Linked DNA regions of Homo sapiens: all the other regions are linked to region 1. A link is an interaction called in ENCODE POLR2A ChIA-PET data of the cell type or tissue named here. Cell type or tissue: CD4-positive, alpha-beta T cell. All regions are shown on one strand.

Evidence for each region. Peaks named below come from ENCODE experiments on the same cell type or tissue, not always from the same donor. Only the 100,000 strongest peaks of a DNase experiment are listed, where the experiment ranks them.
Region 2: POLR2A ChIA-PET joins it to region 1 with 8 read pairs; 2 of 35 experiments call an interaction of 5 or more read pairs at or near these places.
Region 3: POLR2A ChIA-PET joins it to region 1 with 5 read pairs; 3 of 35 experiments call an interaction of 5 or more read pairs at or near these places.

The regions. Positions count from the first base shown.
Region 1 is chr19:2,254,947-2,262,946 of GRCh38, forward strand. It overlaps JSRP1 (junctional sarcoplasmic reticulum protein 1), which reads right to left and starts at 1,471. Exons shown (of 7, transcript NM_144616.4): 1 at 1,437-1,471; 2 at 260-398. The coding sequence starts at 368. RefSeq lists enhancers at 1,146-1,225, 5,539-5,678. In CD4-positive, alpha-beta T cell, a CTCF peak has its summit at 7,115; DNase peaks (open chromatin) are centred at 1,540, 3,215, 5,535 and 7,035; H3K4me3 peaks cover 438 bases; H3K27ac peaks cover 1,284 bases.
Region 2 is chr19:2,553,199-2,561,198 of GRCh38, forward strand. It overlaps GNG7 (G protein subunit gamma 7), which reads right to left. Exons shown (of 5, transcript NM_052847.3): 3 at 1,951-1,990. Among named protein-coding and RNA genes, the nearest start is that of MIR7850, 74 kb to the right of the region's middle. RefSeq lists enhancers at 3,475-4,088, 6,518-7,018. In CD4-positive, alpha-beta T cell, no CTCF peak of the experiment used is centred here; no DNase peak of the experiment used is centred here; H3K4me3 peaks cover 244 bases; H3K27ac peaks cover 23 bases.
Region 3 is chr19:2,001,490-2,009,489 of GRCh38, forward strand. The region is part of intron 1 of BTBD2 (BTB domain containing 2); the gene reads right to left. Among named protein-coding and RNA genes, the nearest start is that of BTBD2, 10 kb to the right of the region's middle. In CD4-positive, alpha-beta T cell, no CTCF peak of the experiment used is centred here; no DNase peak of the experiment used is centred here.

The DNA of each region.
Region 1 (8,000 bases):
CAGCTTTGCCCAAAGACACCCAGCATTTCAGTGGCAACGTGGGATTCGAACCTAGATCTGTGTGGCCCAGCACCTGTCTTCCTTGGGGGCTCCTTACAGACCCCTGAGGCAGAAATGAGGGCCAGGGGTTGAACATGGGGAGCACACTATAAGCCAGTCCAGTGTGGGAGGCTAAGAAGCTCTAGTCTCTGAAGATGGGCCTCCTGGCTCAAGGGGACCATCAGGGAAGGGCTTCCTCCCGCCAGCGCCACAAGGGTACCTGAAGCCCTGTCCTCCTGGGTCTCGGCCAGCGCAGAGTGGTCCTCCAGGGCCTGGCAGCTGCCCAGGCCGCCATCCAGCTCCTCCCAGGCTCTGGTTGTCATGGACATGGCTGGAGCAGCAGCAGGTCCCAGGCCAGGCTGGGAGGGGTGGGGAACAAGGTCTTGCATTTACTGAGTCTCTGCCACAGGCCTGGGCCTGACCTGGAGGTTCTGCGGACACCAACTAACAGGCCCCGTCCTCCCACCCCTCCTCACTCGGCAAATTCATACTCATGCCAGGCATGGCCCGGCGCCCACTCCAGGCATCTCTCTGACCCCGCATGCCTGCCCTGGGACCCCTCCCTACCGCCCAGCCTCACTGGGGTCCAGTATCCATCAGTACAGTAGCCCAGGCTGCTCTGGCCCAGAGAGGGCGGGAGCCCCTGCAGGACAACACAGCAATGAGTCCCAGACGCACCCCAAACCGAAACTCTTGGCCCCAGAGTCAGCTCATGTTCTCTGAGACCAGGGACTATTTTTATCTGGTGCCTGAGGCCAGCGGGACAGGCTAACAGGTGCCCCAGCCCCTCCCAGGCCTCTGCTCTCATGGGGTCTCCCTCTGGGCCACCCTGACTTGCCATTCTGGGCACCCACATCCTGCTGCGTGACCCTGTGAGTCTACAGGCTCAGGCCCCAGCAGCAGAACCATCCTGGCTCTGGTCGTGACAGGCCGGGGCAGGGGAGGAGGGTCCCGGTTGTGGTTGGGGGTCTTCTGATCCTGACACAGAGTACCCTGCCTTGTCCCACTAACTCTGTTCCCATAGGACAGATGAGGAAACCGAGGCTAGAGACAGTGCCATTGGCTGGAGGTCGCAAGGAGCTTCAAGTCAGACCCAAAGCTGTACTCTTCAGGGTCCCCATGGCCTCTGGCTGCTGGGATTAGGGTGTCCCTGTATCTAGGCTGAAAAACCACCCAGCCCTGGGGCTCCAAGACCTGGAAGGGGCCTATTGCGTGGCAGTGGGGGAGGGGCCCAAGAAGCATGGGAGGCTGGTGTGTGGCCCCTGGGTGTGCATGGGGGCAGCTCCAGGAATTGGGGACCCTTACAGTCCTCTGCAACACCCCTTCACACCCCGGGAGCCCACACCTCTGCCCGGGATTCCCCCAGCCTCACTTCCTTACCCCCGAGCCTCGCTTACCCGCCAGCCGCTTTGCTGAGCCTTGTGGACAGGACGGAGGATGGGGAGGGTGGCCCCGTGATGGACGGCAACAGGTGGCCAGAGACCGCGGGTGGGCCAATCAGCATGCCCGCTGGAGTGAGGTCACAGCCGGGGAGTCCCCCACCCTTCCCTGCCATTGCAGCAGGGCAGGGCATTGCTCCTACTCAGCACTCGCCACTGCCACCCAGGGAGACGTAGCGCCTGCAGCTGGGACTACAGGCGCGCACCATCACACCCGGTAAGTTTTCAATTTTTTTTGAGACGGAGTCTCGCTCTGTCTCCCAGGCTGGAGTGCGGTGGCGCGATCTCCACTCACTGCAAGCTCCGCCTCCCGGGTTCACGCCATTCCCGTGCCTCAGCCTCCCGAGTAGCTGGGACTACAGGCGCCCGCCACCGCGCCCGGCTAATTTTTTTTGTATTTTTAGTAGAGATGGGGTTTCACCGTGTTAGCCAGGATGGTCTCGGTCTCCTGACCTCGGAATCCGCCCACCTTGGCCTCCCAAATTGCTGGAATTACAGGCGTGAGCCACTGCACCCGGACTAATTTTTGTATTTTTTTTTCAGTAGAGACAGGGTTTCCCTATGTTGGCCAGGCTGCTCTCGAACTCCTGACCGCAAGTAATCCATGTGATCCGCTCGCCTTGGCCACCCAAAGTGCTGGGATCCCAGGCGGGAGCCCCTGCAATGCATTCATTCCTGCTGTTTAAAGCCACTGTATTTGGGGTCATTTGTTTCTGTGGCTCTGGCAGGCTCATACACTCGGAACTGCCTGCTCCCACACCGTCATGCAGAGAAACCTGACGCCTCTGCTCTGGAGAGGACCCGGGGTCTCTCAGCCCCCAAAGGCACATTCTAAGGCCTGCAGGCAGATGTTTGAGCCCTACCTGCAAAGCATGGTGACTCTGGGAGTCCTGAGGGAAGAGGGGAAGTGGATTTTGGTGGTGAGGCCTGTGTGTTAAAAATCCTGAGTGAATGGCCGGGCGCGGTGGCTCACGCCTGTAATCCCAGCACTGTGGGAGGCTGAGGCGGGCGGATCGCCTGAGGTCGGGAGTTTGACACCAGCCTGGCCAACATGGTGAAATCTTGTCTCTATTAAAAATACAAAAATTAGTGAGGCGTGATAGTGGATGCCTGTAATCCCAGCTACTGGGGAGGCTGAGGCAGGAGAATTGCTTGAACCCGGGAGGTGGAGGTTGCAGTGAGCCGAGATCACATCATTGCACTCCAGCCTGGGCGACAGAGTGAGACTCTGTCTCAAATAATAATAATAATTCTGAGTGAATAGGGCCTCCCCAGGAACTACCAAGAGACCCAGAAGGCCAGCCCGCCTTCAGCAAAGCAAGGGCTGGGGTTCCCTGGTCCCCACTCCCTCCGCTTTAGAAACGGCTCTCGGCCGGGCGCGGTGGCTCACGCCTGTAATCCCAGCACTTTGGGAGGCCAAGGCAGGTGGATCACAAGGTCAGGAGATTGAGACCCTCCTGGCTAACACGGTGAAACCCCGTCTCTACTAAAAATACAAAAAATTAGCTGAGTGTCGTGGCGGGCGCCTGTAGTCCCAGCTACTCGGGAGGCTGAGGCAGGAGAATGGCGTGAACCCGGGAGGCAGAGTTTGCAGTGAGCCGAGATGGCACCACTGCACTCCAGCCTGGGCGACAGAGCGAGACTCTGTCTCAAAAAGAAAAAAAAAAAGAAATGGCTCTCATTTTTTTCTGTATGACACAAGGCAGAGACAAACAGGAAACAAAGAGAAGCTGAAAGCAAAAACTGTAAAGCACCTGTCATCTTCCCGCCCCCAAACAGACACTGTTTAATAGTTTGACATGTTCTTTCCGCTGTTTGTAACTTGTGATTTTATTATTAGTTCCATATTTATTTTTATAAAGCTGGCATAATTAGCGAAGGGCTGAACATCTTGTTTGTAACCTAGATTTATTTTTTCTTCCTAAAAGTTTTTTTGTTGTTGTTGAGATGGAGTCTCTCTCTGTCACCCAGGCTGGAGTGCAATGGCGCGATCTCGGCTCACTGCAACCTCTGCCTCCTGGGTTCAAGCGATTCTCCTGCCTCAGCCTCCCGAGGACCTAGGATTACAGGCATGCACCACTGCGCCTGGCTAATTTTCATATTTTTAGCAGAGATGGGGTTTCACCATGTTAATCAGGCTGGTCTCAAACTCCTGACCTCAGGCGATCTGCCCACTCTGGCCTCCTGAAGTGTTGGGATTACAGGCGTGAGCCACAGTGCTTGGCCCCTCCTAAAAGTATATTACAGCTTGGCAGTTCCTCAAAAAGCTAAAATAGAATGACCATAAGATGCAGAAACTCTACTCCTAGGTATCTACGAAAAGGAATCCGAAGCTTGGACTCAGATATTTGCACACCCAAGTTCAGGGCAGCACGATTCTCCGCAGCCACATGGTGTAGGCAGCTCTAGCGTTCCATCCTCAGATACACGGATCAACACAGCGTGGCCCTTCCACACGGTGAAGTACGACACAGCCGTGAACAGGAACGAGGCTCTGACTGCGGCCATGGCGTGAATGCACTTTAAGGATGTCACGCTCGGTGAGAGGTGCCAGACACAGAAGGCCATGCTGTATGTGATCCCATTTCTATGAAATGTCCAGGACAGGGCCGGGTACAGTGGCTCATGCCTGTAATCCCAGCACTTTGGGAGGCCAAGGTGGGTGGATCACGAGGTCAGGAGATCGAGACCATCCTGGCTAACACGGTGAAACCCCGTCTCTACTAAAAATACAAAAAATCAGCCGGGCGTGGTGGCGGGCGCCTGTAGTCCCAGCTACTTGGGAGGCTGAGGCAGGAGAATGGCGTGAACCCGGGAGGCGGAGCTTGCAGTGAGCTGAGATCACGCCACTGCACTCCAGCCCGGGCGACAGAGCGAGACTCCGTCTCAAAAAAAAAAAAAAAAAAAAAAAGAAATGTCCAGGACAGGCCAATTCACAGAGACAGGAAGGGGATTTGTGGGTGCCGGGGCTGGGAAGGGGATGGGGAGTGATGGCTGATGGGGATGGAGCTTCATTTAGGGTGACAAGAATGTTCTGGAATAAGACAGGGGTGGTGGTTGCTGAGTCATTTCACTTAGGATGATGATCTCCAGCTCCATCCATGTTGCTGCAAAATATGATTTCATTTGTTTGTTTTTTGAGACAGGCTCTCATCTCCGTCACCCAGGCTGGCATGCGTTGGCGCAATCAGGGCTCACTACAGCCTCAGCCTCTTCAGCTCAGGTGGTCATCCCACCTCAGCCTCCTGAGTAGCTGGGACCACAGGTGCCTGACACCACACGCAGCTAATTTTTTATTTTCTATTTATGAGACAGAGTCTCACTCTGTGGCCCAGGCTCCAGTGCAGTGGGGCCATCTCTGCTCATTGCAACCTCTGCCTCCCAGGCTCAAGCGATTCTCCTGCCTCAGTCTCCTGAGGAGCTGGGATTACAGGCATATGCCACCATGCCCAGCTAATTTTTTTTTTTTTTTGAGATGGAGTTTCGCTCTTGTCACCCAGACTGGAGTGCAGTGGCACAATCTCGGCTCTCTGCAACCTCTGCCTCCCGGGTTCAAGTGATTCTCCTGCCCCAGCCTCCCAAGTAGCTGCGATTACAGGTGCCTGCCACCACATCCAGCTAATTTTTGTATTTTTAGTAGTGACAGCGTTTTGCCATGTCGACCAGGCTGGTCTCAAACTCCTGACCTCAGGTGATCCACCTGCCTCGGCCTCCCAAAGTGCTGAGATTACAGGCGTGAGCCACTGCGCCCAGCTGCTAATTTTTGCATTTTTAGTAGAGATGGTGTTTCACCATGTTGCCCAGGCTGGTCTCGAACTCCTGGGCTCAAGTGATCCACCGGCCCTGGCCTCCTGAAATGCTGGGATTACAGGTGTGAGCCACCACGCCCTGTCTCTATGCTTAACTTTTTGAAGAGCCACCAGTCTCTCTTCCAAAGCGACTGAACTGTTTTACCTGCCCAGCAGCCATACAGGAGCGTTCCAACTTCTCCACGTCCAACTCGTCATTTTCCAGTTTCTTTGTTTGTGTTTTTATTGCCAGCCTAGTGGGTGTGAACGGCATGATCTCATTGTGGTTTCGATTTGCATTTCTCTGGTCAAAATAAATAGCTTTTTTTTTTTTTAAGAGACCAGGTCTCCCTATGTTAGCGAGGGTAGTCTGAAACCCTTGGCCTCAAGCAATCCTCCTGCCTTGGCCTCCCAAAGTGCTGGGATCACAGGCGTGAGCCACCGCGCCCAGCCTCAACAGCATTTTCACCTTCTTATTCTCATAGTGTCTCCCTTTGCATTCCTTTCCTGGAAGGCTCAGCTTTCCCAGAAGCAAAGCCTGGACACGGGGCCTCTGTGGGACTTTCTTTTTTTATCTTTTTTTTTTTTGAGACGGAGTCCAGCCCTGTTGCCCAGGCTGGAGTGCAATGGCGCAATCTCGGCTCACTACAACCTCTGCCTCCTGGGTACAAGCAATTCTCCTGCCTCAGCCTCCCAAGTAGCTGGGATTACAGGTGCGCACCACCATGCCCAGCTAATTTTTTGTATCTTTAGTAGAGATGGGGTTTCACCATGTTGGCCAGGGTGATCTTGAACTCCTGACCTAGTGATCCACCTGCCCCGGCCTCCCAAAGTGCTGGGGTTACAAGTGTGAGCCACTGAGCCCGGCCTGGACTTTTTTTTTTTTTTAAGACTGAGTCTGCCCAGGCTGGAGTGCAGTGGCACAATCTCGGCTCACTGCAACCTCTGCCTCCCAGGTTCAAGTGATTCTCCTGCCCCAGCCTCCCAAGTAGCTGGGATTACAGGTGCATGCCACCACACCCAGCTAATTTGTGTATTTTTAGTACTGACAGGGTTTTGCCATGTCATCCAGGCTGGTCTTGAATTCCTGACCTCAGGTGATCCTCCTGCCTCGGCCTCCCAAAGTGCTGGGATTACAGGCATGAGCCACCACACCCGGCCTATTTTTGCTAATTTTGTGAAGAACAGTGTCAGCTGAGGGCACTGACTCTGGATGGAGACGACTCAGATTCTGACCCTGACTCCACTGCTGCCTGGCTGTGCCACAGTTTCTTTTCCTGTAAAATGGAAATAAAATGGAGACCCCACCTCCTGGGGTCCTTGTGAGCATTAAGCCAAGCACGGGGACAGGTGCTTGGCTCCTGTACACAGCTTGAGCTGTGTACTCATATTGTTATCGCTGCCATGACAAAGGTGCGGAAGCCACTGAGGCTGTGAGATTCCGCACCCCGTGGAAGCCCAATGGTGACACCCCCCACAGCAGGGTCCTTCCAGCCTCTGGAACACAAAACACCTGAGTGGGAAACCCCCAGGGGACCCTCAGCATGGGCCACTGAGGCAGGAGGTTGAGAACTGTGGGGAGTGCTGGGCAGTGGCCAACTTCCTGCCTCTGCCAGGGCAGCACACCAGTTTCATTTGTGTCCACCCTACTTGTTCTCAGGGAGAGGTGGCTCCTTTCCTGGGGTGACTTCTAGGCTGGGGCATTTAATTGCTAGTGTGAGATCTTCCAGGGTCTTCCTCTCTTGGCCATAGTGACGTTCAAGATGGCAGGGGAGGTGAGCAGCGCCCCCTAGGGCCTGAGAAGCTCATGGAGCAAGAACAAGAAATAGACCTTTCCTGGTTTGCAGGTGTGTTTACAATTTTTTTGTTTTGTATTTATTTATTTATTTTAAAAATTTTATTCATCTATTTATTTTTGAATGGGGGTCTTGCTATATTGCCCAGGCAGGTCTTGAACTCCTGGACTCAAGCTATCCTCCTGACTCTGCCTCTCTAAGAGCTGGCATTATAGGTGTGAGCCACCATGCCTGGCCCGTTTTGTTTTGTTTTTTAAAGAGATAGGGCTGGGCACAGTGGCTCACACCTGGGAGGCCGAGGCAAGTGGATCACTTGAGGCTCGGAGTTCAAGAGCAGCCTGGGCAACGTAGCAAGACCCTGTCTGTACAAGAAAAAGAAAAAAAAAGAAAAGAAAAACAATAAAAAACAATTTTACGACTGGGCGTGGTGGCTCACGCCAGTAATCTCAGCACTTTGGGAGGCCGAGGCGGGTGGATCACGAGGTCAGGAGTTCAAAACCAGCCTGGCCAAGATGGTGAAACCCCATCTCTACTAAAAATACAAAAGAAATTAGCCAGGCGTGGTGGCAGGTACCTGTAATCCCAGTTACTTGGGAGGCTGAGGCAGAGAAGTGCTTGAACCCGGGAGGCAGAGGTTGCAGTGAGCCAAGATTGCGCTACTGCACTCCAGCCTGGGTGACTCCGTCTCAAAAAAAAAAAATTTACAAAAGTAAAGGTCAAACTCCATGAAAATAGAGACATGGACAATGTGGGGCAGGAAATACTGAAGAGCCGCAGAGAATGAGGTTCAGATGCTCTGCGCATAAAGCTTTCTTCCTTTTTCTATAACAAACCTTTGTGAATGCATTAGGCCAGGCACGGTGGCTCACACATGTAATCCCAGCACTTTGGGAGGCTGAGCCACGAGGATCACCTGAGCCCAGGAGTTTGAGACCAGC
Region 2 (8,000 bases), 300 kb after region 1:
ACTGTATGGAAATAAAAGGCATTATCAGAGAACACGGTAGCATTATGAACCAGTGTGTGACATCCAATTAGGTAATCTACACGAAATGGACAAATTCCTAGAAAAACGCGAATGAAACAGATCAGCGATGGTTTCAGGTTCAGCTCACATCTCTTAGATACTGACATGCCAGCATGGTGCTGAGCATATATATATATACATATATATATGTAATATACATTTTATATGCAATATATATGTTATATATTATATGCAATATATTATGTTATATATTATATACTATATATTATATTTTATATGTACATCTCATTACATATATGTACACATTACATGTAACATCACATTACATATATGTAATATCACATGTAATAAATCATATCACATACACGCACATATTACATGCAATATATCATACTACATACATGCACACGTTACATGTAATATGTTATATTACATACATGCACACGTTACATGTAATATGTTATATTACACACATGTGCACATTACATATAATATATTACATATATGTACATATTACATGCAATATATTACATATATGCACATATTGCATGTAATGTTATATCACACACATGTACGTATCATGTGTAATATATCACATACATGTACATATTATATGTAATATTGCATACATGTACATATTATATGTAACATTGCATACATGTACATATTCTATGTAATATTACATACATGTGCATATTGCATGTAATATATTGTATGTAATATATTATATGTAATATATATTACACATATGTATATATTATATGTAATATATATTACACATATGTATATATTATATGTATATATGTATACACAGTGGCGTGCACCTATAGTCCCAGCTACTCAGGAGGCTGAGGCAAAGGGATTGCTTGAACCCAGGAGTTCAAGATTGCAGTGAGCTATGATATAATAGTATATTATAGCAGTGAACTATAATATATTATATATAATATATAATATATATATTTTTTTCTTTTCTTTAGAGACCTGGTCTCACTCTGTTGCCCAGCGTGGAGTCCCATGGTGCAATCACAATCACAGCTCACAGTAGCCTCCACCTCCTGGGCTCAAGTGATCCTTCTGCCTCAGCCTCCCAAAATGCTAGGATGACAGGCACGTGCCACCACACTGGGTATATTTTTTAAGAGACCGGGTCTCACTCTGTCACCTAGGCTGGAGTACAGTGGTGCAATCATAGCTCACTGCAACCCCGAACTCCTGGGTTCAAGCAATCCTCTTGCCTCAGCCTCCTGAGTAGCTGGGACTACAGGCGCACGCCACTGTGTATACATATATATAGGTATATGTGTGTATAAAATATATATGCTATATATATATATATATTTTTTTTTTTTTGAGACAGAGTCTCACTCTGTTGCCCAGGCTGGTGTACGGTGGCATGATCTTAGCTCACTGCAACCTCCATCTCCCAGGTTCAAGCGATTCTCCTGCCTCAGCTTCCAGAGTAGCTGGGATTACAGGCACCTGCCACCATGCCCTGCTAATTTTTGTACTTTTGGTAGAGACGGGGTTTCGCTGTGTTGGTCAGCCTGGTCTCAAACACCTGACCTCAGGTGACCCACCTGCCTCAGCCTCCCAAAGTGCTGGGATTACAGGCGTGAGCCACTGCACCTGGCTATTTTTATATTTTTGTATCTATATGCTTGTTTAATCTTTGCAACCTTCCTGCAAAACGGAGAACGTCATCTCCACTGCAGACAGTTGACGCGAACCCACCCAAACGGGGCAGAGCTGGTAAAAGGGGATCTGGGATTTGAACTCAGGTTTCCTGGCTCTGAGCCCGGAGCCCTTTTATGGGATGACTCAACCTCCCAAAGTGTCAGGCACACATAAAAGACTGGGGCTTGTTTGTTCCTTTTTCTAAAAAACAAGAGATTCCAACCTCATGAAGTAAGAGAAAATGCCACATACCTTTTTTAGTTTTCCCAGGAATCACAGCTTGCTGTACACCCTGTTTAAAAAAGGAGAGAGAAAGAGAAAAGCATGGTTACATATTTTTTACTTACAAGGAACTCACAGAGCTACCTCCAGCTTTTATCGGAGAACGACGTTGCTGTCCCCAAAAATGAGGCATGGGAATTCGAAAGGGCCGTGCCCTCCGGAGAAAACGGGGGCAGAATCCACTTTATTCTTTACCACCGATCCGTGCGGAGAAGACCTGGATGCTTCTCTTGCTGGACAACAGGGCAAATTATCTTCCAGAAACTTGTGTTATTCCATTTCAGAACAAGGAAGCCCCAACCCCACAGTCAAAGTCCAGTCCATCAGACACACCAGTGCAAGAAAAACAAAATACCCAGGCACGGCGCCTTCCCATGGAATACTTCGGTGTTTTTCCATCTCTGATTTCTACTTTTATGTAAGCCACGTGCCGGGCAAAGGGAGAGGTGGAAAGTGGAAACTGGGGACAAACCAATTAACCCCGAATGGAGGAAGTGACAGGTATACGGGGGGCAGGAAGGCCGGGGGTCTCATGTGAGCCGCCCAGGGCCAGGAGGTCAATAGGAAGGAAAGAACGTCTCCAGGCCCCGGTGATTGGTCTCCGGGGGTCGGGGCGGTTGGGGCCTTTGGAGCTGCGGTTTTCCATGGAACGGAATCCTCTGTTCCAAGCCGGACCCTGCACAGGGCCAGGCCCCGTATCCGTCTCCAATGCACAGTGCACGGATCGCGAGGGGGGGCCCACGGCCGTCTCCAATGCACAGTGCACGGATCGCGAGGGGGGCCCACGGGGACCACCTTCCGTGGTCTTTCCTGACTCCCACTAAGGTCTGGAGGGAGATCCAGGCAGCGATCTGCCCCCTCCAGCTTCGCGGCAGCCTCCTATTTCGTGGACAAGGAGGCCCGAGGCAGGCAAAGGCCCCTGCCTTGCGGAGCGTCTACACCGGCCGAGGTCATGGGGCCGGGACTTGCGCACAATGAACCCAGATGCCAGGTTCTGTGTCTCCCGGTTAGGCCACCACTGCTCTGCTGCTGAGCCGGCAGCCCCACTTGGAGAAGCCAGGAGCTGCACCACTGTCAGCTCTAGGGGAGGCCCCGTCCTGCCTAGCGGGGCTCACCCTGCAGTGGGCTTGCCCGGCGAGGTCAGCAGACGCCCCTGCACCGGGCCCAACCCAGGCCCAGCTTCCTGAGCTGCTCGAGGCCGGGCTGGGCCGGGTTCACGTGGCCAAGGCTGTTTCCCTCCTGCCCTGAAGGGCCCCTGTGGTCTCTGAAGCCGGCCAGGCCCCTCTTCCGTCACAAACATTTGCTATTTCCACAAACCAATGGGTTTTTTTCCACCGACACAAAGAAGAGCCACATGGCTGCTGCTCCTGGGCTGGAGTCCGGGCCACCCACACACGACACTTTCTCAGCAGCCCTGCGCCCCGGGGCTGCATTGGAGGCCAAGGAAGCTGAGGTCGGCGGGAAGCCTCCTCACCTTGCAGCCCAGCTGGGGAGGCCGAGTCCCGGCTTTCCCAGAGGCTCCCGGGTCTCAGCTGCAGGAAGGCGGTGACTGAGGTCACCTTCTCCTAAGCCAGGGTCTCTCCTCCCACCCAGCAATACGGACACCAGCGCCGGATTGTTCTCCGGGGCGGGAGCATCCTGGGCTCTGCAGGGTGGTGAGCTGCGTCCCTGGCATCCACCTGCTCCGTGCCAGGAGCACCCCCCAGATGTGTTGGCCACAAATGTCCCCAGACACTGCCCCGGGTCCCCTGGGGGGCAGAATCACTCCGTGTGAGATCCCTAACCTCTTAGTGACCTAGAGACATCCAGGGGGGCTGCCTCCCCTCCCACCTCTACACACACACACGCACACACAGACACACGCACACTCACACACATATGCACGCACACAGACACACGCACACACGTGCACACAGGAATACTCAGACACACGCACACACGTACACACGTGTACTGCACACTCACGCACATGCACACAAAGACACGCGCACACACGTACACACAAGACACGTGCACACACATTTGCATGCACACACAGACACACATGCACACACAGACGCACATGTGCACACACACGTGCACACACATTTGCACACACAGACACGTGCACACACAGAGGTGCACATACACGCACAGACACACATGTGCACACAGACACACACATGTGCACACACACAGACACACACACACGTGCACGCACACATGCACGCAGGAGCGAGCGCCTCCACCCAGCCCTGCATCTGAAGCAAGGTCCTGCTAGTAAACATGCACAGACTCAAGAAACGAGGGGCTGCAGGACTTTTCCTCCTCCTGCCCAAAGGCACCTGCACTCACAAAAGACTCAGAGGCTCCGCCTGGCCGGGTCAGCGAATGGAGTTGTAGCACCGTTTCAGGACCGTGATAGAGAAAGACGGGAAGTTAGACTTCTGACCCATCACAAACTCTGAGTCAAAGTGCGATGTGCCCAGGCCAGCCCGGTGTGACCTCAGCTCCTGATCCATAAAATCAGGACAGTGACCGAGGATGCTGGGGCCACCTCACCTGCAGCCCCGGGTCAGCCTCAGAACCCACAGGACTTTGACCCTGCCCCAGGCCATGGTCCTTGACCAGGGAACCACAGCTCCTTATTCTGATGGGGTGACTCGGTGCATTTCTCTCTCAGGCTTACTTTTTTTCTCTTTGAGACAGAGTCTCACTCTGTCGCCCAGGCTGGACTGCAGTAGTGCGATCTCGGCTCACTGCAACCTCTGCCTCCTGGGTACAAGCGACTCTCCTGCCTCAGCCTCTCAAGTAGCTGGGACTACAGGCACGGGCCACCAGGCCTGGGTAATTTTTTGTGTTTTTAGTAGAGAGGGGGTTTCACCGTGTTAGCCAGGATGGCCTTGATCTCCTGACCTCGTGATCCGCCCACCTCGGCCTCCGAAAGTGCTGGGATTACAGGCGTGAGCCACCGCGCCCGGCCTCTCAGGCTTACTTTTAGGTGGCTGGAAATACTGCTTTTCATGTGCACACTGTATTATTTTCATCATCCTTGCCACAGATGGGCACCGTGTTTTTTTGTTTTTGTTTTTGTTTTTTTTTTGAGATAGGGTCTGTTACCCAGGCTGGAGTGCAATGGCGTGATCACAGCTCACTGCAGCCTCAACCTCCTGGGCTCAAGCGATCCTCCCTCCTCAGCCTCCTGAGTAGCTGAGACTACAGCCACATGCCACCACACCCAGCTAATTTTTATTCCTGTAGAGATGGGGTTTTGCCATGTTGCCCAGGCTGGTCTCAAACTCCTGGGCCCAAGCGATCCTCCCACCTTGGCCTCCTAAAGTGCTGGATGACAGGTGTGTGCCACTGCACCCGGCCAGCAAAAATGGGTTTAAAGGCAGATGATCAAACCATGTTGTAGAACCTCAATTTTTAAAAATAAGAGAGTGTGTGTAGATGTCTGGGGAAAGGATAAAGTGCTGGGATTGTGGATGATTTTCCTCTCCTTATGTGATTCTCAGATTCTGTAAAATGAAGTTATATAACTTTCTTTCCTCTTCTTTCTTTCTTTCTCTTTTCTTTCTTCCTTCCTTTCCTTCTCTTTCTTTCTTTTTTCTTTCTTTCTTCTCTCTCTTTCCTTTTTATTTATTTATTATTTTTTTTGGGACAGGTGTCATTTTGTCACCCAGGATGGAGTGCAATGGCGCGATCTCTGCTCACTGCAACCTCTGCCTCCTGGGCTCAAGCAATTCTCCTGCCTCAGACTCCCAAGTAGCTGGCATTACAGGCATGCACCACCACTCTTGGCTAATTTTTGTATTTTCAGTAGAGACGGGGTTTCACCAACATGGCCAGGCTGGTCTCAAACTCCTGACCTCATGTGATCCACCCACCTTGGCCCCCCCAAAGTGCTGGGATTATAAGCGTGAGCCATCGCGCCCAGCCAGTTATATTCCTTTCATAGTCACAAAGAATATATATATATACACACACACACATATATATACATATACATATATATCCACAGTTGATTAGATTCTCATTATTTGTGGTAGTTCTGTTCTGTGAAGTCACCACAAAAACTGAGTTTGCGAACACAAATCATTACTCCTAGAGAACATTTTTGTAGGGGTAGTTTCCTTTGAGTTTCAGGAAACTTTCCTTTATCTGATCAATACATGACCTGTTCTGTGTGTCTTTTTTTTTTTTTTTTTGGAGACAGGGTCTCGCTCTGTTGCCCAGGCTGGAGTGCAATGGTGCAATCTCAGCTCACTGCAGCCTCAGTCTCCTGGGCTCAAGTGATTCTACTGCCTTGGCCTCCAGAGTAGCTGGGATTACAGGCACCCACCACCATGTCCGGCTAATTTTTTTTTCTCTCAAGATGGAGTTTGGCTCTTGTTGCCCAGGCTGGAGTACAATGGTGGATGTCGGCTCACTGCAACCTCCGCCTCCTGGGTTCAAGCGATTCTCCTGCCTCAGCCTCCCGAGTAGCTGGGATTACAGGCATGCACCGCCATGCCCAGCTAATTTTGCATTTTTAGTAGAGACAGGGTTTCTCCATGTTGGTCAGACTGGTCTCGATCTCTTGACCTCGTGATCCGCCTGCCTCAGCCTCCCAAAGTGCTGGGATTACAGGCGTGAGCCACCGTGCCTGGCTCAAAGGTGTCTTCTTGAATGCCTATCGATGATGTGAGTGTTGAATAGGGCAGCTGCTCTCTCAGTCCTGCCTGAGCAAAGCTTTTCTCACCTACCAGTTCCTCCACGAGGCCCTGAGGGACACGAGAAGGGGCCTCAGCACGATGCCTGGGGCCACTGCAAACAGCAAAATCACCAAAAAGAGCACAAAAACGCAAACCCCGAGGCTCTCGCTAGACAGTAATGAGGGCGTGGTCCACCTAGGAGGGGAAACGGGGAGGCGGAGCGTGGCCTGGGCTCAGGGAACGCACGTCCATGACTCTAATTTCTTGTCTCTCTCTGCGTGTCCAAGGATAAGAGGGAAAGTACCCCAGGCATTGATTTGGGGTTCACAAATACACACCAAGCCGGCGAATTCGCAAATACGGACTCCGTGAATGACAAAGGGGACTACAGTACAAACCCAGCCTGTCCCTCGCGCCCCTAGTGTGCTGAGGGCCTGGCCGTGGCAGGAAGGAAGGGACCGCCTCAGACCCCACATCACCCCATCCCCCAGGTCTGTCTCCCACCGGCCCCCAGGGTCGATTCTCAGGAGAGGAGGTCCGACCTGCTTTAGGGGGCCCAAGCAGGACCCCTTACCTCCACATCTTATTTCTGTGTCCCACCCAGCCCTTCCCTTGAGGCAGTGATTCTCACCTGGGAGTGGCCCTGCTCCCAGGGGACCCTGGGCGGTGGCTGGGGACATTGTGGTTATCCAGACTTGGGGGTGCTCCTGGCATGGGGTAGGCGGACGCTGCGGTGCCCAGGACGGCCCTGCTCCAGAGAAGGATCCAGCCCCGATGTCCACAGGGCCTGGGGGGACCCTGAATTCATTATTTGGAAAAAAGCTGGGCGCGGTGGCTCACGCCTGTCATCCCAGCACTTTGGGAGGCCGAGGTGGGTGGATCACTTGATGTCAGGAGTTCGAGACCAGCCTGACCAACATGGGTAGACCCCGTCTCTACTAAAAATACAAAAATTAGCCAGGCGTGGTGGTGGGTGCCTGTAATCCCAGGTACTCAGGAGGCTGAGGCAGGAGAACTGCCTGAACCTGGGAGGCGGATGTTGCAGTGAGCCGAGATCGTACCATTGCACTCCAGCCTGGGCGACAGAAGGAGACTGTTTCAAAAAAAAAAAAAAAAAAATTATTTGGGAAAACAGTTGAATGCAATTTCTGCTCACAGTAGGCATCAGAATAAGCTCCCGATGGGGCAGACGGTGTGTAAACCAGAGGGATCCCAGCTCCTGGGACTCACCTCCTCTCTCCCTCCCCCATTCAAGGTGTGGATTGCAATGTGTGCAGCCTCCTGGGACCTCAGCAGGGCAGAGGATCATGGGACGCAGAGTCTCTTGGGGGTCCGTGGAATCCC
Region 3 (8,000 bases), 250 kb before region 1:
CTCAAAAAGAAAAGAAAACAGGTTAAAGACCGAAAGAATTGTGTGGTGCACAAAGGGCCAATGATTCCGTGATGTAATCTACGCAATGCAACGTCCATGAAGAGCCTTAAACCACAGGGCTGAACCTCCAAGCTGGTGACTTTATCCACGTGCCACGAGGGTGGCCGTCCCGAGCCCACAGGACACAGGTGCAGGTGCTCCGATACCCTCTGGACATGTGAACCTCTTCATCTGGCTGCAAGATGTCCTTGCTGTTTTTGTGTTTTGAGACGGAGTCTCGCTCTGCCGCCCAGGCTGGAGTGCAGTGGCGCAATCTTGGCTCACTGCAACCTCCGCCTCCCGAGTTCCAGTGAGCCTCCTACTTCAGCCTCCCGAGTAGCTGGGACTACAAGCATAGCACCACCATGCCTGGCTAATTTGTGTATTTTTTTAGTAGAGATGGGGTTTCACCATGTTGGCCAGGGTGGCCTCGAACTCCTGACGTCAGATGATCCGCCCGCCTCCGTCTCCCAAAGTGCTGGGATTACAGGTGTGAGCCCCCACGCCTGGAAGAGATGTCCTTTATTAAATCTTTCATTTATTTTTATTTCATTTTTATTTTTAGTTTTTACAGGTGTGGTCTCACTCTGTCACCCAGGCTGAAGTGCAGTGGCACGATCATAGCTCACTGCAGCCTCAACCTCCTGGACTCAAGCAATGATCCCACCTCAGCCTCCCGGTAGCTGGGAACACACACACAAGCCACAATGCCCAGCTAACTGTTAAATGTTTTGTACAGACGGGGTCTCGCTATGTTGCCCAGGCTGGTCTCAAACCCCTGGGCTCAAGCGATCCTCCCAGTTCAGCTGCCCAAAGCGCTGTGATTACAGGCAAACTGATAACTGTATTTCTCGAAGTTCTGTAAGCTGTTATGGCTAATTATCAAGCTCAAGGACGGAGATGTGGGACTCCTGATTTTAGTCAGAGAGAAGTGTGGGTCACCTGGGGACTCGCCCCTGCAACAGGCATCTGACGTGGGTGGCACGGGGCTCAGCTGACCACCTGTGGGGTCTGTGCTCACTCTGGATGGTGGGTGTGAGGGTTGAGTTAAATTGTAGGATGCCGCCGGGCACAGGGGCTCATGCCTGTAATCCCAGCACTTTAGGAGGCCGAGGCGGGTGGATCATGAGGTCAGGAGATCGAGACCATCCTGGCTAACACGGTGAAACCCCGTCTCTACTAAAGATACCAAAAACAAATTAGCCAGGCGTGGTGGTGGGCGCCTGTAGTCCCAGCTACTCGGGAGGCTGAGGCAAGAGAATGGTGTGAACCCAGGAGGCGGAGCTTGCAGTGAGCTGAGATTGCGCCACGGCACTCCAGCCTGGGCGACAGAGTGAGACTCCGTCTCAAAAAAAAAAAAAAAAAAGAAAAAAAAATTGTAGTATGCCCAGTTTGTATCTACAAGATGAGGAATCACTTGCTGTGGAAAACCCACACACAGTGCCAGAACTCCTATGAGGAGTAAAAACAGATTTTCCTTTATATCCAAACAGAAACCATGAGAGCTGGAGTGGCTACGTCAACATCAAAAGAAAGACGCCACTTTGGGAGGCCAAGGCAGGAGGATCGTTTTAGCCCAAGAGCTGAAGATCAGCCTGAGCAATGTAGCAAGACTCCGCCTTGCCTACTTTTCTACGAAAAGTTTAAAACTTAGCCGCACACAGGCTGGGTGCAGTGGCTCACCCCTGTAATCCCAGCACTTTGGGAGGCCGAGGCAGGCAGATCACAAGGTCGGGAGTTCAAGACCAGCCTGGCCAACATGGTGAAACCCCGTCTCTGCTAAAAAAGTACAAAAATTAGCCAGGCATGGTGGCGTGCACCTGTAATCCCAGCTACTCGGGAGGCTGAAGCAAGAGACTTGCTTGAACCCAGGAGGTGGAGGTCGCAGTGAGCCAAGATTGCATCACTGCACTCGAGCCTGGGCGACAGGGCAAGACTCCGTCTCAAACAAACAAAAAAGGCCAGGTGCGGTGGCTCACGCCTGTAATCCCAGCACTATGGGAGGCCAAGGCAGGTGATCACATGAGGTTGGGAGTTCAAGACCAGCCTAACCAACATGGAGAAATCCCGTCTCTACTAAAAATACAAAATTAGCCGGGTGTGGTGATGCATGCCTGTAATCCCAGCTATTCGGGAGGCTGAGGCAGGAGAAGAATCGCTTGAACCCGGGAGGCGGAGGTTGTGATGAGCCGAGATCACGCCATTGCACTCCAGCCTGGGCAACAAAAACGAAACTCCGTCAAAGAAAAAAAAAAAAAAGAGAAAGAAAAGAAAAGAAAAGAAAAAGGAATCTCTGGACCCCAAAATCACTACTCCAAAGGGAAAAATCAAGCTGGAACCGCTTAGGGCAAACCAGCCTTCTGTTCTATTCCTTAAAAAGACAGCTACCAAGATAAAAAAGCTACATACCTCCCTCCCAATCTGTCCACAAGGAAATTCCTTGCAGACAAAGGACAGAGAGAACTCAGCCATCCCTCCGCTCACCGAGATAAATGCGTATCTGATTGCTGCCTTTGGAAAGGCTCATCAGAAACTCAATGCAATGGTCTGTTTCTTACCTATGACCTGGAAGCCCCTCCCAGCTAAGAGTTTCCCCCCTTTCTGGACTGAACCAATGTTCATTTTACATATATTGATTGATGTCTCATGTCCCCTAACATGTATAAAACCAACCTGTGCCCCACCCACCCTGGGAACATACCGTCAGGACCTCCTGAGGCTGTGTCACAGGCACACATCCTTAATGTTGGCAAAACAAACTTTTTTTTTTTTTTTTTTGAGATGGAGTTTCACTAGTGTTGCCTAGGCTGGAGTGCAATGGCATGATCTCAGCTCACCACAAAATCACAAAATCTGCCTCCCGGGTGCAAGCAATTCTCCTGCTTCAGCCTCCCGAGTAGCTGGGATTACAGGCATGCATCACCACGCCCAGCTAATTCTGCATTTTTAGTAGAGACGGGGTTTCTCCATGTTGTTCAGGCTGGTCTCCAACTCCTGACCTCAGGTGATTCGCCCGCCTCGGCCTCCCGAAGTGCTGGGATTACAGGCGTGAGCCACCGCCCCCGGCCAGGCAAAATAAACTTTCTAAATTGACTGAGACCTGTCTCAGATATTCAGGGTTCACATAACAAACCTTCATATATACCCCCTGAGTCGAAAATAAAATCAGGCCAGGAGCAGTGGCTCATGCCTGTAATCCCAGGACTTCGAGAGGCCAAGGCAGGAGGATCACTTGAGCCCAGGAGTTTGAGACCAGCCTCGGCAACATAGAAAGACCCCATCTCTACAAAAAAAAAATTATTATTTTTTTTTAGATGGAGTCTTGCTCTGTCACCCAGGCTGGAGTGCAGTGGTGCCATCTCGGTTCACTGCAACCCGTCTCCCAAGTTCAAGCGATTCTCCTGCCTCAGCCTCCCGAGTAGCTGGGACTACAGGCGCCCACCACCACGCCCGGCTAATTTTTTTGTATTTTTAGTAGAGACGGGGTTTCACCGTGTTAGTCAGGATGGTCTCAATCTCCTGACCTCGTGATCTGCCTGTCTCGGCCTCCCAAAGTGCTGGGATTACAGGCGTGAGCCACTGCGCCCAGCCAGGAATTCTTTTGACTGCCAAATTCCATGGAATCTGTGAACCGCGGTTTGTTTCTGCACTCACTGGCTGGTCTGCGGGTTTTCCGGTTTTGAGCTACTGTGAATCATGCTGCTCTGGGCATTCACGCACGAGGCTGTGTGAGGACACAGATTCTCCTTCTCCTGGATAAATGCCTCGGAGTGGAATGACCCTGACGTTTAACATTTTCTTTTTTGAGGCAGGGTCTCACTCTGTCACCCAGGCTGGAGTGCAGTGCTATGATCACAGCTCACTGCAGCCTTGACTTCCTGGGCTCAAGTGATCCTCTCACCTCAGCCTCCTGAGTATCCGGGACTAGGGCGTGCACCACCATGCCTGGCTAATTTTTAAAATTATTTTTTAGCCAGGCGCAGTGGCTCATGTCTGTCATCCCAGCACTTTGGGAGGCCGAGGCGGGTGGATCACCTGAGGTCAGGAGTTCGAGACCAGCCTGACCAATAGGATGAAACGCCATCTCTCCTAAAAATACAAAACGTAGTCAGGTGCAGTGGCCGGAGCCTGTAATCCCAGCTACTAAGGAGGCTGAGACAGGAGAATCGCTTGAACCTGGGAGGCAGAGGTTGCAGTGAACCAAGATCACACCATCGCGCTCCAGCCTGGGAACAAGAGCAAAACTCCGTCTCAAAAAAAAAAAAAAAAATTATTTTTTAGCCAAAGCAGTGGCTCACACCTGTAATCCCAGTGCTTTGGGAGGCCAAGTTGGGAGGATCACCTGAACCCACAAGTTCAAGACCAGCCTGAGCAACACAGCAGACCCCATCTCTACTAAACAGAAAAAAATCAGCCGAGCATAGTGGTGCATGTCTATAGTCCCAGCTACTTGGGAGGCTAAGGTGGGAGGACTGTTTGAGCCCAGAAGCTGGAGGCTGCAGTGAGCTATGATCGAGCCACTGAACTCCAGTGTGGGTGACAGAGTGAGACCCTGTCTCTAAAAAAAAAAAAAAAAATTTAATTTTTAAAAAGTCTAAGAGTCCAAGGGGTCAATACTAGACACACATGGCTATTTAAATCTATATCCAAATTCAGCTGAATTCAACATTCAACTCCTCGGTCACACTGTCCACATCTGTAGTCCGTACTGGCACATGAGTGCCTAGTATTGGACAGCACACATCCAAACCATCCCGCTTACTACAGGATACTCTACTGCAGAGCACAAGACCACAGAAAAACTGTTAAACCTAATAAGGCTTCAGGAAGAAACAGTTCAAACCAGATAAAAGTAAACATGCCAGCTACTCGGGAGGCTGAGGCAGGAGAATCACTTGAACCCAGGAAGCGGAGCTTGCAGTGAGCTGACACTGTGCCACTGCACTCCAGCCTGGGCGACAGAGCGAGACTCCGTCTCAAAAAAAAAAAAAAAGAAAAGAAAAATCACCCAACTTTATGTCCTTAGAAAGACCAATCTCCTCAGTAAATTCCTTTATCACTTGACAAACTGATTCTCAAGATCATCAGGCACCGTTAGCCCAGGGCTGGCAAACTATGGCCCTTAGAGTGAATCTGGCCCACCACTTGTTTTTGTAAATTAAGTTTTTTTTTTTTCTGAGACGGAGTTTCACTCTTGTTGACCAGGCTGGCCTGCACTGGCACTACCTCAGCTCACTGCAACCTCCTCCTCCCAGATTCAAGCGATTCTCCTGCCTCAGCCTCCTACGTAGCTGGGATTACAGGTGCTCACCACCATGCCCAGCTAATTTTTTTATTTTTTATTTTTTTGAGACGGTCTCACTCTATCGCCCAGGCTGGAGTGCAGTGACGCGATCTCGGCTCGCTGCAACCTCTGCTGCCCAGGTTCAAGCAATTCTCCTGCCTCAGCCTCCCAAGCAGCTGGGATTACAGGCGCTCGCCACCACGCCCGGCTAATTTTTGTATATTTAGTAGAGATGGGGTTTCACCATCTTGGCCAGGCTGGTCTTGAACTCCTGACCTCATGATCCACCTGCCTCGGCCTCCCAAAGTGCTGGGATTACAGGCGTGAGCCACTGCGCCCAGCCACTTTTTGTATTTTTAGTAGAGACGGAGTATCACCATGTTGGCCAGGCTGGTCTTGAACTCCTGACCTGAGGTGATACTCCTGCCTCGGCCTCCGAAAGTGCCAGGATTACAGGTGTAATCCACTGCACCTGGCCAATAAAGTTTTATTAGAACACAGCTCTTCTTGCTCAGTTACATGTTGTTGATTTATGGCTTTTTGTGCTGCTACGGCAGAATTAAGTAGCTGCAACTGAGACAGTATGGCCTGCCAAAAATATTTACTATCTGACCCTTCACATGAATTTGCTGGCACCTGTGTCTTTTATCTGTTTTGGTTTTGTTTTACACACAGTCAAGGTCTCACTATGTTGCCCACACTGGTACCAAACTCTTGGCTTCAAAAGATCTTCCCGCCTTAGGCCAGGGACGGTAGCTCACACCTGTAATCCCAGTACTTTGGGAGGCCGGGGATAGCCTGAGGTCAGGAGTTTGAGACCAGCCCGGCCAAAATGGCGAAACCCCGTCTCTAAAAATACAAAAATTAGCCGGGTGTGGTGGTGCACACCTGTAATCCCAGCCACTCGGGAGGCTGAGGCAAGAGAACTGCCGGGAACCCAGGAGGCAGAGCTTTGCAGCGAGCCAAGATCATGCCACTGCACTTCAGCCTGGGCAACAGAGCGAGACTCTGTCTCAAAAAATAATAAAACAAAACACAGAATATAAGTTCCATAAGGAAGGAGATGTTTTTCTGTCATATGCACCTCCTGTAGCCAGGACTGTATTTCAGTGAGTATCTGTAGGGTGGACAGATGGGTGGATGTGGGTGACTGATTCTAGAAGAGTAATAAATGTGTCAGACCAGCTGAGAAAGTCTTTTTTTTTTTTTGAGACAGAATTTTACTCTTTTTGCCCAGGCTGGAGTGCAGCAGCACGATCTCAGCTCACTGCAACCTCCACCTCCCAGGTTCAAGCAATTCTCCTGCCTCAACCTCCCGAGTAGCTGGGATTACAGGCACCTGCCACCACGCCTGGCTAATTTTGTATTTTTAGTAGAGACAAGGTTTCACTATGTTTGCCAGGCTGCTCTCAAACTCCTGACCTCAGGTGATCCGCCTGCCTCAGCCTCCCAAAGTGCTGGGATTACAGGGGTGAGCCACTGCGCCCACTCTTTTTTTTTTTTTCTAGGTGGAGTCTCGCTGTGTTGCCCAAGCTGGAGCCCAGTCGTGCGATCTCAGATCACCACAACCTCTGCCACCCAGGTTTAAGCGGTTCTCCTGCCTCAGCCTCTCAAGCAGCAGGTGCAAGCCACCATGCCTGGGTACTTTTTGTATTTTTAATACAGACAGAGTTTCACTATGTTGGCCAAGTTGATCTCGAACTCCTGACCTCAGGTGATCTGCCCGCCTTGGCCTCCCAAAATGCTGGGATTACAGGCGTGAGCCACTGTGCCCAGCTTTTTTTTTTTTTTTTTTTAGGGACAGAGTCTCACTCTATCGCCCAGGATGGAGTGCAGTGGTAGGATCATGGCTCACTGCAGCGGCAACCTCCCAGGCTCAGGTGATCCTCCTACCCGAGCCTCCTGAGTAGCAGGGACCACAGGCACACACCACCATGTCCAAGTAATGAGGTCTCGCTATATTGGCCAGACTGGTCTCGAACTCCTGGGGTCAAGTGATCCTCCCACCTCAGCCTCCCAAAGTGCTGGGATTACAGATGTGAGCCACTGCACTCAGCCTGAAAAGTCTTCACAAAGAATAAAGTTGGGAAGAATTTGGTGAGCAGTTCTCAAAACATACCACAAAGCAGCAATCATCAAACAATGTGTTATGGGAACAAGGACTCACAAAGCAGTCAATGAAATGTGAGACCCCAGAACACACTGTTCTTTTTTTTTTTTTTCCAAGACAGAGTCTCGCTTTGTCACCCAGGCTGAAGTGCAGTGGCACAATCCTGGCTCACTGCAACCTCCGCCTCCCAGGTTCAAACGATTATCCTGCCTCAGCCTCCCCAGTAGCTGGGGTTACAGGCGCTCGCCACCACGCCCGGCTAATTTTTGTGGTTTTTCTTTTTTCTTCTTTTTTGAGGCGGAGTCTCAGTCTGTCACCCAGGTTGGAGTGTGGTGGCGTGATCTTGGCTCACTGCAACCTCCGCCTCCCGGGTTCAAGCAATTCTCCTGCCTCAGCCTCCCAAGTAGCTGGGATTACAGGTGCCCACCGCCACACCAGGCTAATTTTTTGTATTTTTAGTAGAGACGGGGTTTCACCATGTTGTCCAGGCTGGTCTCAAATTCCTGACCTCGTGATCCGCCTGACTCGGCCTCCCAAAGTGCTGGGATTACAGGCGTGAGCCACCAC